3 separate regions of the Homo sapiens genome follow, and all the other regions are linked to region 1. The links are chromatin contacts, found by Hi-C or POLR2A ChIA-PET in ENCODE. All regions are on one chromosome and are shown on one strand. The core of a region is the stretch at or near the end of the contact, and the rest is flanking DNA. Distances in the headings are between cores, read along the strand shown. Region 1 holds the start of ZCCHC3 (zinc finger CCHC-type containing 3). Region 2 holds the start of TRIB3 (tribbles pseudokinase 3). Region 3 holds the start of RBCK1 (RANBP2-type and C3HC4-type zinc finger containing 1).

Region 1 (3,132 bases), core at 387-2,886:
TCTTCTACTTAAGGCACCTGCCTGACCCTTGCAGATATTTGATTATGTGATAGTTACCTGGAGTGAGGGCTTAAGATAAGAGGAATGGAAGAGATTGTTTAAAATACATCTATTGTTTGGTTGTGTAAGTATTCTCCTCATGGTGAAACTTGACCAGGCAAGTAGAAAGAATAACAGAGAAGTATGTGAATCTAAGACATTGATGTTTCTGGTAATGGTGAAGTTCCGAGTATGATCACGGGAATGCGTGGCTGAGAAGGGATAAAGGAAATGGTGCCTGAGGATATAAAGTGAGAGGACTGGAAAGTGCAAACGGCCCAAGTCAGTGGCTCCCCTGAGACCAATACCAGCAGTTGGGATGAAGGGAATCTGCCTGTTAACAAGGTTTCCTAGGATCTGATGCACAGTTCTTGATCCACGGCGTCAGAAATAAAGTGGTTAAATAAATATAAGCTACCGGCCGGGCGCGGTGGCTCACGCCTGTAACCCCAGCACTTTGGGAGGCCGAGGCGGGCGATCACGAGGTCAGGAGATCGAGACCATCCTGGCTAACACGGTGAAATCCCGTCTCTACTAAAAATACAAAAAATTAGCCAGGCGTGGTGGCGGGCGCCTGTAGTCCCAGCTACTCAGGAGGCCGAGGCAGGAGAATGGCGTGAACCCGGGAGGCGGAGCCTGCAGTGAGCCGAGATTGAGCCACTGCACTCCAGCCTGGGCGACAGACCAAGAGTCCGTCTCAAAAAAGAAAGAAAGAAAGAAATATAAGCTACCTATACGTGGGGCTGCCTATTAACTCCGCCAAGTGACTTAACTCCTGCCTCTTTATCTGTAAAATGGGCATAATTACAGCATTGTTTTTGGAAGATTCCATGTAATAAAGTCTGAAGTGTGCTTAACACAGTACTGGGAACTTAAGCAGCACTCACACTTCATCCTAAATACGACGAAAGTCTTTTCAAAAAAATAAAAATTAATGCAATATGACTTACTTGGAAATGTATCAAAAAATAAAGACCGATGAATGGATCGAGGCGTAGTGTGACAGAGTAAAATTTTAATGATAAAAAGTTAATGGTAAAATGTTCACTGTAAAACTTTCAACTTTTCTTCTTGAAAACGTGCATAATCCGACGTGGGAAAAAAAATAACGCATTGCAGTCAGTTCTGGGGAAACGGAAAGCTAAGTTTTAATTTTGCTATTGCTTTTGCTTTTTTAACAGAAAAGGTACAAAAAAGAAAAAATGGGAGAGATGTTGCCGAACTCCGTCCCGCCTGTGGGCTGTGGGCCGTTAGCAAAGCTGCTAGCATGAAATCGTCGAGCACCGCTTGCGAAACGCCAAATCCTCGAGAGCGAGGCCGGAGGCTGCCAAACCCGCGCTGGGGAAAGGGCCGCCTCCGGGCGCCCCATCCCGCTGCGGACGGAGGTGAGGTTGGAGCGAGCGCTGGCGGAAGAGAGGCTCAGCGCAGGGGGCGCAGAGCCGGCGCTGGCCAATATGCGCCGCATGTGATACCTTTGAGGGCGCGGCGGGGGAGGGTAGCGTCAAATTTCAAAAAAAAAAAAAAACCAAACCCACACAGCCCCGGCGGGCGGGCGCGCGCGATGGGCGCCCTTTGGCTGCGGGAGCGAGTGGAGGATGCTGGGAAGGAGGTAAAATGGCCACCGGCGGCGGCGCGGAGGAAGAGAGGAAACGGGGGCGGCCGCAGCTTCTGCCCCCCGCGCGGCCCGCGGCCCGGGGCGAGGAGGCCGACGGCGGCCGCGAGAAGATGGGCTGGGCCCAGGTGGTGAAGAATCTAGCCGAGAAGAAGGGCGAATTCCGCGAGCCGCGGCCGCCGCGGCGGGAGGAGGAAAGCGGCGGCGGTGGAGGGAGCGCCGGGCTCGGCGGCCCCGCGGGCCTGGCGGCGCCGGACCTCGGCGACTTCCCACCGGCTGGCCGCGGGGATCCGAAGGGCCGTCGGAGAGATCCGGCCGGCGAGGCGGTGGACCCCCGCAAAAAGAAGGGCGCTGCGGAGGCGGGCAGGAGGAAGAAGGCCGAGGCGGCGGCGGCCGCCATGGCGACCCCGGCCAGGCCCGGCGAGGCCGAGGACGCGGCCGAGCGGCCCCTCCAGGATGAGCCGGCGGCGGCGGCAGGCCCGGGCAAGGGTCGCTTCCTCGTCCGCATCTGTTTCCAGGGAGACGAGGGCGCCTGCCCGACCCGGGACTTCGTGGTAGGAGCGCTTATCCTGCGCTCCATCGGCATGGACCCGAGCGACATCTACGCGGTCATCCAGATCCCGGGCAGCCGCGAATTCGACGTGAGCTTCCGCTCAGCGGAGAAGCTGGCCCTGTTCCTACGCGTCTACGAGGAGAAGCGGGAGCAGGAGGACTGCTGGGAGAACTTTGTGGTGCTGGGGCGGAGCAAGTCCAGCTTGAAGACGCTCTTCATCCTCTTCCGGAACGAGACGGTGGACGTGGAGGACATTGTGACTTGGCTCAAGCGCCACTGCGACGTGCTGGCCGTGCCGGTGAAAGTGACCGACAGGTTTGGGATCTGGACCGGGGAGTACAAATGCGAGATCGAGCTGCGCCAGGGGGAGGGCGGGGTCAGGCACTTGCCAGGGGCCTTCTTCCTGGGGGCCGAGAGGGGCTACAGCTGGTACAAGGGGCAGCCCAAGACATGCTTTAAATGTGGTTCCCGGACCCACATGAGCGGCAGCTGCACGCAGGACAGGTGCTTCAGGTGCGGGGAGGAGGGGCACCTGAGCCCTTACTGCCGGAAGGGCATCGTGTGCAACCTCTGTGGCAAGCGAGGACACGCCTTTGCCCAGTGTCCCAAAGCAGTGCACAATTCCGTGGCAGCTCAGCTAACCGGCGTGGCCGGGCACTAAACACCCGCCTGCCTGCCAGGGTGAACACACAGCCAGCTTATCCCTCTTAAGTGCCAAAACTTTTTTTTAAACCATTTTTTATCGTTTTTGAAGGAGATCTTTTTAAAACCTACAAGAGACATCTCTCTATGCCTTCTTAAACCGAGTTTACTCCATTTCAGCCTGTTCTGAATTGGTGACTCTGTCACCAATAACGACTGCGGAGAACTGTAGCGTGCAGATGTGTTGCCCCTCCCTTTTAAAATTTTATTTTCGTTTTTCTATTGG
Region 2 (3,586 bases), core at 579-3,078, 83 kb after region 1:
CCGACCTCGTGATCCACCTGCCTCAGCCTCCCAAAGTGCTGGGATTACAGGCATAAGCCACCACGCCCAGCCTCTAGAGGAGTTATTTTACTTACTTACTTATTTATTTATTACACAGGATCTCACTCTGTCACCCAACCTGGAGTGCAGTGGCACAATCACGTTTCACTGTAACCTGAACTCCTGGGCTCAAGTGATCCTCCTACCTCAGCTTCCTAAGTAGCTGGGACCACAAGCTCGTACCACCATGCCCGCTATCTTTTTCTCTTTGTAAAGACAGGGTCTTACTATGTCATCCAGGCTGTTCTCAAACTCCTGGCCTCAAGCAATCCTCCCGTCTTGGCCTCCCAAAGTGCTAGGATTACAGACATGAGCCAGCTCACCCAGCTGAGGAGTTATTTTTTGACACTGGTGAATTCAGATCAAAAGGGATTTCTAAGAAAGGTGCTGGACCCAGGCCGGGCGCGGTGGCTCATGCCTGTAATCTCAGCACTTTGGGAGGCCGAGGCAGGTGGATTATCTGAGGTCAGGAGTTCGAGACCAGCCTGACCAACATGGAGAAACCCTGTCTCTACTAAAAATACAAAATTAGCCAGGCATAGTAGCGCATGCCTGTAATCCCAGCTACTTGGGAGGCTGAGGCAGGAGAATCGCTTGAACCCGGGAGGTGGAGGTTGCAGTGAGCCGAGATCGTGCCATCGCACTCAATCCTGGGCAACGAGTGAAACTCTGCCTCAAAAAAAGAAAAAAAAAGAAAGGTGCTGGACGCCTAGGACGCAGAGGGGTGTTTCACCCCAAATCAAGTAGCACCAAGCCCTCCCAGGCCTTGGGTGCAAGCATATTAAAGGCCTCTTTCCCTCTCTGTCTCCATTGTTTACACTCCACTGAGCATCCGCAATGTGCCACACACTGTTCTAAGCGTCTTACACATATTAAATTATTTAATCCTCACAACAACTTTATGAAGTGAGCGCAATTATGAGCCCATTTTATGGAGCAGGAAGTTGAGGCAGGGTTTTAGGTAGCTTTTCTGGGGTAGCACTGTGGGTTGGAGCGGAGGTGGAGTGCACTCTTAGGCCAGCTGGCTCTAGGGGCTCTTCACCACTAGGCCGCACTGCCTCTAGCAAAGGGACGCGGGGAAGCTCAGCAGACCTTAGGCCTCCCAAGGGCGCCACGGTGGTTCCTTTGAGCCCAGAGTCAGCTCTTAAGTCCATAGGCCTTCCTGAAGCTTCTGAACCACTTGCCCATAGCTGGGCCTCAGGCTGGCTCTCAGTAGAATGTGGAGAATGGAGATTCCCGCATGTCCACTTCTCCTAAAGGTTTTATAAGGCAGTGCTGGGAATGTGCTTTATAAAAAAGGGGAAGCACCCCGACAACAGTCACTGTTTGCTCTTTTAAGCACCATCCTGAGAAGGAGGAATGTTCTTCCCATTTCATAGGTGGGGAAACCGAGGCTCAGAAGAGCAAATTTTTGGCCGGGCGCGGTGGCTCACGCCTGTAATCCCAGCACTTTGGGAGGCCGAGGCGGGTGGATCACGAGGTCAGGAGATCGAGACCATCCTGGCTAACAAGGTGAAACCCCGTCTCTACTAAAAATACAAAAAATTAGCCGGGCGTGGTGCGGGCGCCTGTAGTCCCAGCTACTCGGGAGGCTGAGGCAGGAGAATGGCGTGAACCCGGGAGGCGGAGCTTGCAGTGAGCCGAGATCGCGCCACCGCCCTCCAGCCTGGGCGACAGAGCAAGACTCTGTCTCAAAAAAAAAAAAAAAAAGAGCAAATTTTTTTTCCAAGGTGATAGGGAGAGTCCGTGGCTGATGTCTGCACTGACCAGACGCCCCTAGGGGGCCAGCGAGGGCGGGTCCCAGGTGCAGCGGATGCAGAGGAGAGAGGCCCGGGCGCGGCGCGGGGGATGGTGCGATCCCGGGCCCGAGGGCATCAGACGGCGGCTGATTAGCTCCGGTTTGCATCACCCGGACCGGGGGATTAGCTCCGGTTTGCATCACCCGGACCGGGGGATTAGCTCCGGTTTGCATCACCCGGACCGGGGGCCGGGCGCGCACGAGACTCGCAGCGGAAGTGGAGGCGGCTCCGCGCGCGTCCGCTGCTAGGACCCGGGCAGGGCTGGAGCTGGGCTGGGATCCCGAGCTCGGCAGCAGCGCAGCGGGCCGGCCCACCTGCTGGTGCCCTGGAGGCTCTGAGCCCCGGCGGCGCCCGGGCCCACGCGGAACGACGGGGCGAGGTACTCGGCGGGGTGCGGCCTGCGGACTCGCCCGGAGGCCGGGGGGCGGGAGGGGGCGGCCGGGGAAGGGGGCGCCGGAAGCCTCTGGGCGTCTGCGTGTTGCCGCGTGTTACACGCACGCACGCCCCTTACACACCTTTTCACAGACCCCGCCGTCGGGGCGCGGCCAGGTCAGATCCCTTTTGATCCGGGCCTGGGCTGAGTGCTCCCCCCGGGCTTCAGGTGACGCGGCCCCGCGGAGCGTGGGGTCGCCCGAGTTGGGCTGGGGAAGCCAGGGACGGAGGTGTCCGGCCGTCACCCCTAGAGGAGGGCGTGCGGGGGTCTGTTTTGCGTGAGTGCGGGATAGGGGAGTCGTGTGGTGCGGTGAGGGGCTTGTGGGGGGCACTGGAGGACTCTGGGGGTGGCGGGGGATCCGAGGGGGTCCTCGTGAACCCGCAGGGGAGAGTCCTGGGTGAGGGTGGGTCCCGAGCACCTGTGTCTCAGGAGATGGTGAGAGCTGTCTGGAGGGCTGGGCACTTGGTGGCAGGGGTTGGCGGTGCAGGGGACACCGCCGGGACAGGGCTGGGGTGCCCTGGAGCGGGGGAGCCGAGGGAGTGGGAGCGGGGGCGCAGCGCGCGATCTCTGGCCCGGCAGGGCCGCTGGTTCTCCCCAGTGCGCGGCTCCGGGTTTGCAGGTGGACGGTGCGCGCGTGTCTGCGGTGTGTGCTGTGCCTGCAGACCGGGGAGGGCGGGGGACGACAGCCACCTCCTTCCCTCTGCCTCACCCCCCTCCTGTCCCAGGGCCGCGCTTCAATTTCCGCTGAAACTTCTGACTCGGACACCCGCCGCCTTTCGCTTGGGCTCCCACGGGAGGGGCCTGGCTGCGGGGGGCGGGGCGGGGTGGGGGTGCGGCCTTGCTCGGGTAGACCATGGGTGTGACAGCTGGGAGGGCTGTGTGTGTGTGTGTGTGTGTGTGTGTGCGTGCGCGCGCGCGCTTGCGCTTGATGTAACCCGCCCTCATTTCCCTGGGTCCCGAGTGTGGCAGGGAACAGCAAGAGGTAGATATTAGGGGCTGCTTTCATTCCACATCACAGATTCTATTCTGCAGTGTGGTCTGCAAAATGCCTTGCCCAAGATGTATAGACTCAGTTACCGCATCTGTCCCCATCTGGGTGGAGCTTATCCCAGGCCCCAACAGGCTCTGAGGGATGGCCGGGGCCAAGGCAGCCTGGACTACTGATGTGGCACAGGCCAGAGGGACTCCAGGCAGTCTCCTGCTGCACAGGGCACAAAGCATGTGCACAGCCAGGTATCATCCTGCGTGACTCAGAACAGCCTTGAGATGTAAGGAGTGTCATCCCAGCCTCGAA
Region 3 (3,505 bases), core at 84-2,583, 110 kb after region 1:
ATAAATAAGTAAAACATGCTCCGTTAGACAGTAATAGATGCTGAGAAGAAAAAATGAAGCCAGGAAAGCGGATGTGAAATGCTGGATACGTGTGTCTGTGAAATTTCAGATGGAGTAACTAGGGAAGATTTTTGGGTAAAGACCAAAATAAAGGGAAGGAGGGAGCCATGCAGACGTTTGGGTTATGGCAGGTGCAAAGGCCTTAGGGCGGGAGTGTGTCTGACTTACTCCAGGACCCAGCAGGTCAATGGGACTTGAGTGGAATGAGGCAGGGGCAGGGCAGTCAGCTACGAAGACAGAGATCGGGAGGCAATTTGCGAGCCCTGGGACAGATCTCGGATTTTGCTTTAAGTGAGATGGGAGTACTTGGGTCGGGGAGTGGCATGGGTTTGATTTACATTTTAACAGGACTCTCCGGCAGCTAGGTGGAAATGGACGGTAGGGGGCAAAAAGAGAAGCAAGGAGGCCCAGGAGGAGGCTGGTTCAAGACCCCTGAGATGATGGAGCACTGATGGAGCTGGAGCGGGATGGGGCCGGAGGAGGTGAGGGATGAGATTCTGCAAGTGGAGCCCGCAGGATCTGCTGATCGATGGGACGAGGAACGGGAGAAAAATTAAAGCGGCGCATGAGGCAGACGAATGCAAACTTCACCAATAGCTCAACGAAAAGACAGACGGTGACCGCTGAGAGGCAGCGTCGGATCTGGGTAAGGGCGGGTTCCTGAGCCTGCCAGGCCTGGATTCAAACCTCGGCTGAGTGGCCTTGGACAGGTCATCAACAAACAGAGCCTTCGTTTATTCATGTGCAAACGGGGCCAAGGACCGGGCCTGCCCCGAGGTATGCCTGAGGCTTGGGTGAGCAGGCGCCGGGCTCGCAGGGCGCGCTCCTAACCCGTCCCCAGCGGCTCGACGCTGTGGATCCCGCCGCCCTCCAGCCCCGGCTCCGGCGCCGACTCCTGCTCAGGCTCCTGCTCCTGCCCCCGGCCCCGCCCCCGGCCCCGGCCCCGGCCCCCGGCCCACCCCGGCCCCGCCCCCAGCCCCCGGCCCCCCCGGCCCCGCCCCCGGCCCCGCCCCGGCCCCGCCCACCCCGCCTGCGGCCCAGCTCCTTCCCGCGGCTCTGCGATGCGGCCCGCAGGGTGACCCGGGCGGGAGTCCGGGGACCCGCGATCAGCCCCGGAGGACGGGGTGGGGTCGCCCCAAACAGGAGCGCCGGGACCGCTGGGACCCCGCACTCGGCGTCCGCCGCCGCCGGGTAGCCGGGCAGTGGAGGTCCCGGATGAGGCGACAATTTTTCCGGCCCCCCCTCCCAGTCCCGCCCCACTTCCGGGGCCGCCACTTTCACTTTCTCTTCCGCCGAAGCCGCTCCCCTTGCGAAGAACTGGGGCCTCCCGGGAGGAGAGAGGGCTTTGCCTTGAAACCCGGGACGCCAGGGGCGCTCCCGCAAGTGGGGGTCCTCCGGGACTTGGAACGCCCCGGCTGGGTGGTGTCCGGGCGTCCTTTCCCCGCTTCTTCCCACCTCGGCTGGTCCCGTTTCCTCCTGCGCCCAGTGCGGACCTGTCTCGGCGCCCGCTGCCCTCTCACCGCCCCACGCAGGATCCCGGCCTGGTCACCGGGCAGTGTGATGCTTCCCGACTGCCGCGGGGACAGCGAGGCACACACAGGGCTTGGGCCGCGCCGGAGGCCACACGGCCTGGCTGAGTTGCTCCTGGTCTCCCGCCTCTCCCAGGCGACCCGGAGGTAGCATTTCCCAGGAGGCACGGTCCCCCCCAGGGGGATGGGCACAGCCACGCCAGATGGACGAGAAGACCAAGAAAGGTGGGCACAGGCTGGAGGTGGCTGGGGAACTTCCGGTGGGAAGTGGGCCCCGCAGGACCTGGCCTTGCCCCTGGCCAGAAGGGCCTTGGAGAGGGGGCTTTAGCCTGCCCTCCCTCTACCCTCCTCCCCATCAGTTTCCTCCTTTGGTACCTGCTGGCTTCCAGAGCCATCTTGGGGCCCTGAGAACTCCTTGGGCTGGCTCTGTGCTGAGATGGGGCTAGGGGACTCGCAGAGGACACAGGGCATTGAACTTGGAGACCTCCTGGGCTGGTGGGAGACAGACGTCAGTTGACCTGAGAAGCAGGGGTACTTGCCTCTTCTCTTGTCCCCTGCACCTAGGGTTGTAGAACGGAAGTCAGTCACTGCCTTGCTGGAAACCCTCCCATGCCCCTCTGTGTTCTCCAAACAAAACCCAGAGGCCCTGGGTGGCCCACAGGATATCTGTCCTCAGTCACCCCGCCATGCTCACTCTACTGGAGCCCCACTGGCTTCCTTCGGTTCTCATCCAACCATTTTTTGGCCAAGGCCCTTACTCTTCCTTCCACCTGGACCACTCTTCCCCACTGGAGCTTGACACGTGCAGCTTCTCCTCCTTCAGGTCTTAGCTTCAGTGTTACCCCCTCCCAGAGGCCTCCCCTGGTCTCCTTAACCTGTTTATTTCCCTGCCAGCAAGGATCGCAATCTGACTTTTTTTTTTTTTCTTGTTAAACTTGTTCATTGTCTCCCCACTGGGCAGGGAGATCCATAAGGAGAGGGGCCCTGTTTATAAATCTCTGTGGGATTCCAGTTCCTGGGACAGTGGGTGGCACACAGTAGAAGCTCAATAACTGCTTGTTGGATAAATGAATAGAAATATGAGGGACCCTGGGAATGGGAAGGACAAACAACCAAATGAGCCTAGTGTGAGGAGGAGTGGGGAATATTAGAGAACCCCTCCCGGAGAAAGGGACTTTTAGTCTGGGTGCTGAAGGATACGTAGGAGTTCACCAGGAAGACAGAGAAAGCAGCACACACAAAGGATCGCCTCCTTTCCTACCCCATTACTCTCAGCTCCTGAAAATAAACCCTGTGCTAACTGGCTCCTGCTGTACTGGCTTTCAGCAGAGGAAATGGCCCTGAGCCTCACCCGAGCAGTGGCGGGCGGGGATGAACAGGTGGCAATGAAGTGTGCCATCTGGCTGGCAGAGCAACGGGTGCCCCTGAGTGTGCAACTGAAGCCTGAGGTCTCCCCAACGCAGGACATCAGGTGAGGAGTGCATGGCTGGCCTGAACCCAAGGGACAGCAGGACAGGATATTCTTGCCTGTAGAACAGTTCTTCCTAATGGCACGTTCTGGCTTCAGGAGGCCTGGCTTCTAACCCTAGTTATGTCATTAATCAACTGTGAAATACAGAGCAGGTCACTTCACCTCTCAGTGTGTCCTCATTTTAAAAATCAGACCGTAACAGTAGCTATCTCATAGGGTTGTTAGGAGGTGTACTGTATTAGGATGTTAGGCCTTATACAACAGAAGAAAACGGAACAGTGACGTAAACAAATTTGATGGCAGGGAGTCCAGATAGGGAGGTTCTGCTCCCGACAGTCCTCAGAGGCTCATATTGTTTCTCTCACCATTCTGCCATTCATTCCCAGATTCCTCATGGTGCAAAATGGCCATTCCAGCTCCATCCAGCCATCACATCACAGGAGGA

The links. A loop is a pair of places that touch in the nucleus more often than their neighbours do. ChIA-PET counts read pairs that join two places held with the same protein, here RNA polymerase II (POLR2A). Pooled maps may share reads with other maps.
Region 2: a pooled map shows a loop between it and region 1 (9-fold over the local background). The contact joins the promoter of TRIB3 here to the promoter of ZCCHC3 in region 1. A Hi-C loop is called at or near these places in 1 of 37 single-sample maps with no recorded cell type and 9 of 50 pooled maps. POLR2A ChIA-PET finds 5 or more read pairs at or near these places in 12 of 52 experiments (AG04450, CD4-positive, alpha-beta T cell, GM12878 and 7 more).
Region 3: a loop to region 1 is called in a map of gastrocnemius medialis, with 6 times the contacts of the local background. The contact joins the promoter of RBCK1 here to the promoter of ZCCHC3 in region 1. A Hi-C loop is called at or near these places in 5 of 168 maps with a recorded cell type or tissue (CD4-positive, alpha-beta T cell, gastrocnemius medialis, naive thymus-derived CD4-positive, alpha-beta T cell and 1 more), 16 of 37 single-sample maps with no recorded cell type and 20 of 50 pooled maps. POLR2A ChIA-PET finds 5 or more read pairs at or near these places in 5 of 52 experiments (MCF 10A, activated B cell, activated CD4-positive, alpha-beta memory T cell and 2 more).

The regions. Positions count from the first base shown.
Region 1 is chr20:295,934-299,065 of GRCh38, forward strand. It overlaps ZCCHC3 (zinc finger CCHC-type containing 3), which reads left to right and starts at 1,637. Exons shown (of 1, transcript NM_033089.7): 1 at 1,637-3,132. The coding sequence starts at 1,654. The coding sequence ends at 2,865. RefSeq lists silencers at 1,741-1,830, 2,011-2,080.
Region 2 is chr20:378,932-382,517 of GRCh38, forward strand. TRIB3 (tribbles pseudokinase 3) reads left to right here and starts at 1,829. Exons shown (of 4, transcript NM_021158.5): 1 at 1,829-2,238. RefSeq lists silencers at 2,113-2,272, 2,293-2,402, 2,673-3,262 and an enhancer at 2,948-3,586.
Region 3 is chr20:406,966-410,470 of GRCh38, forward strand. RBCK1 (RANBP2-type and C3HC4-type zinc finger containing 1) reads left to right here and starts at 1,334. Exons shown (of 12, transcript NM_031229.4): 1 at 1,334-1,814; 2 at 2,916-3,060. The coding sequence starts at 1,793. RefSeq lists a silencer at 1,032-1,301 and enhancers at 1,279-1,921, 1,872-1,921, 1,922-2,562, 1,972-2,071, 2,132-2,231 and 1 more.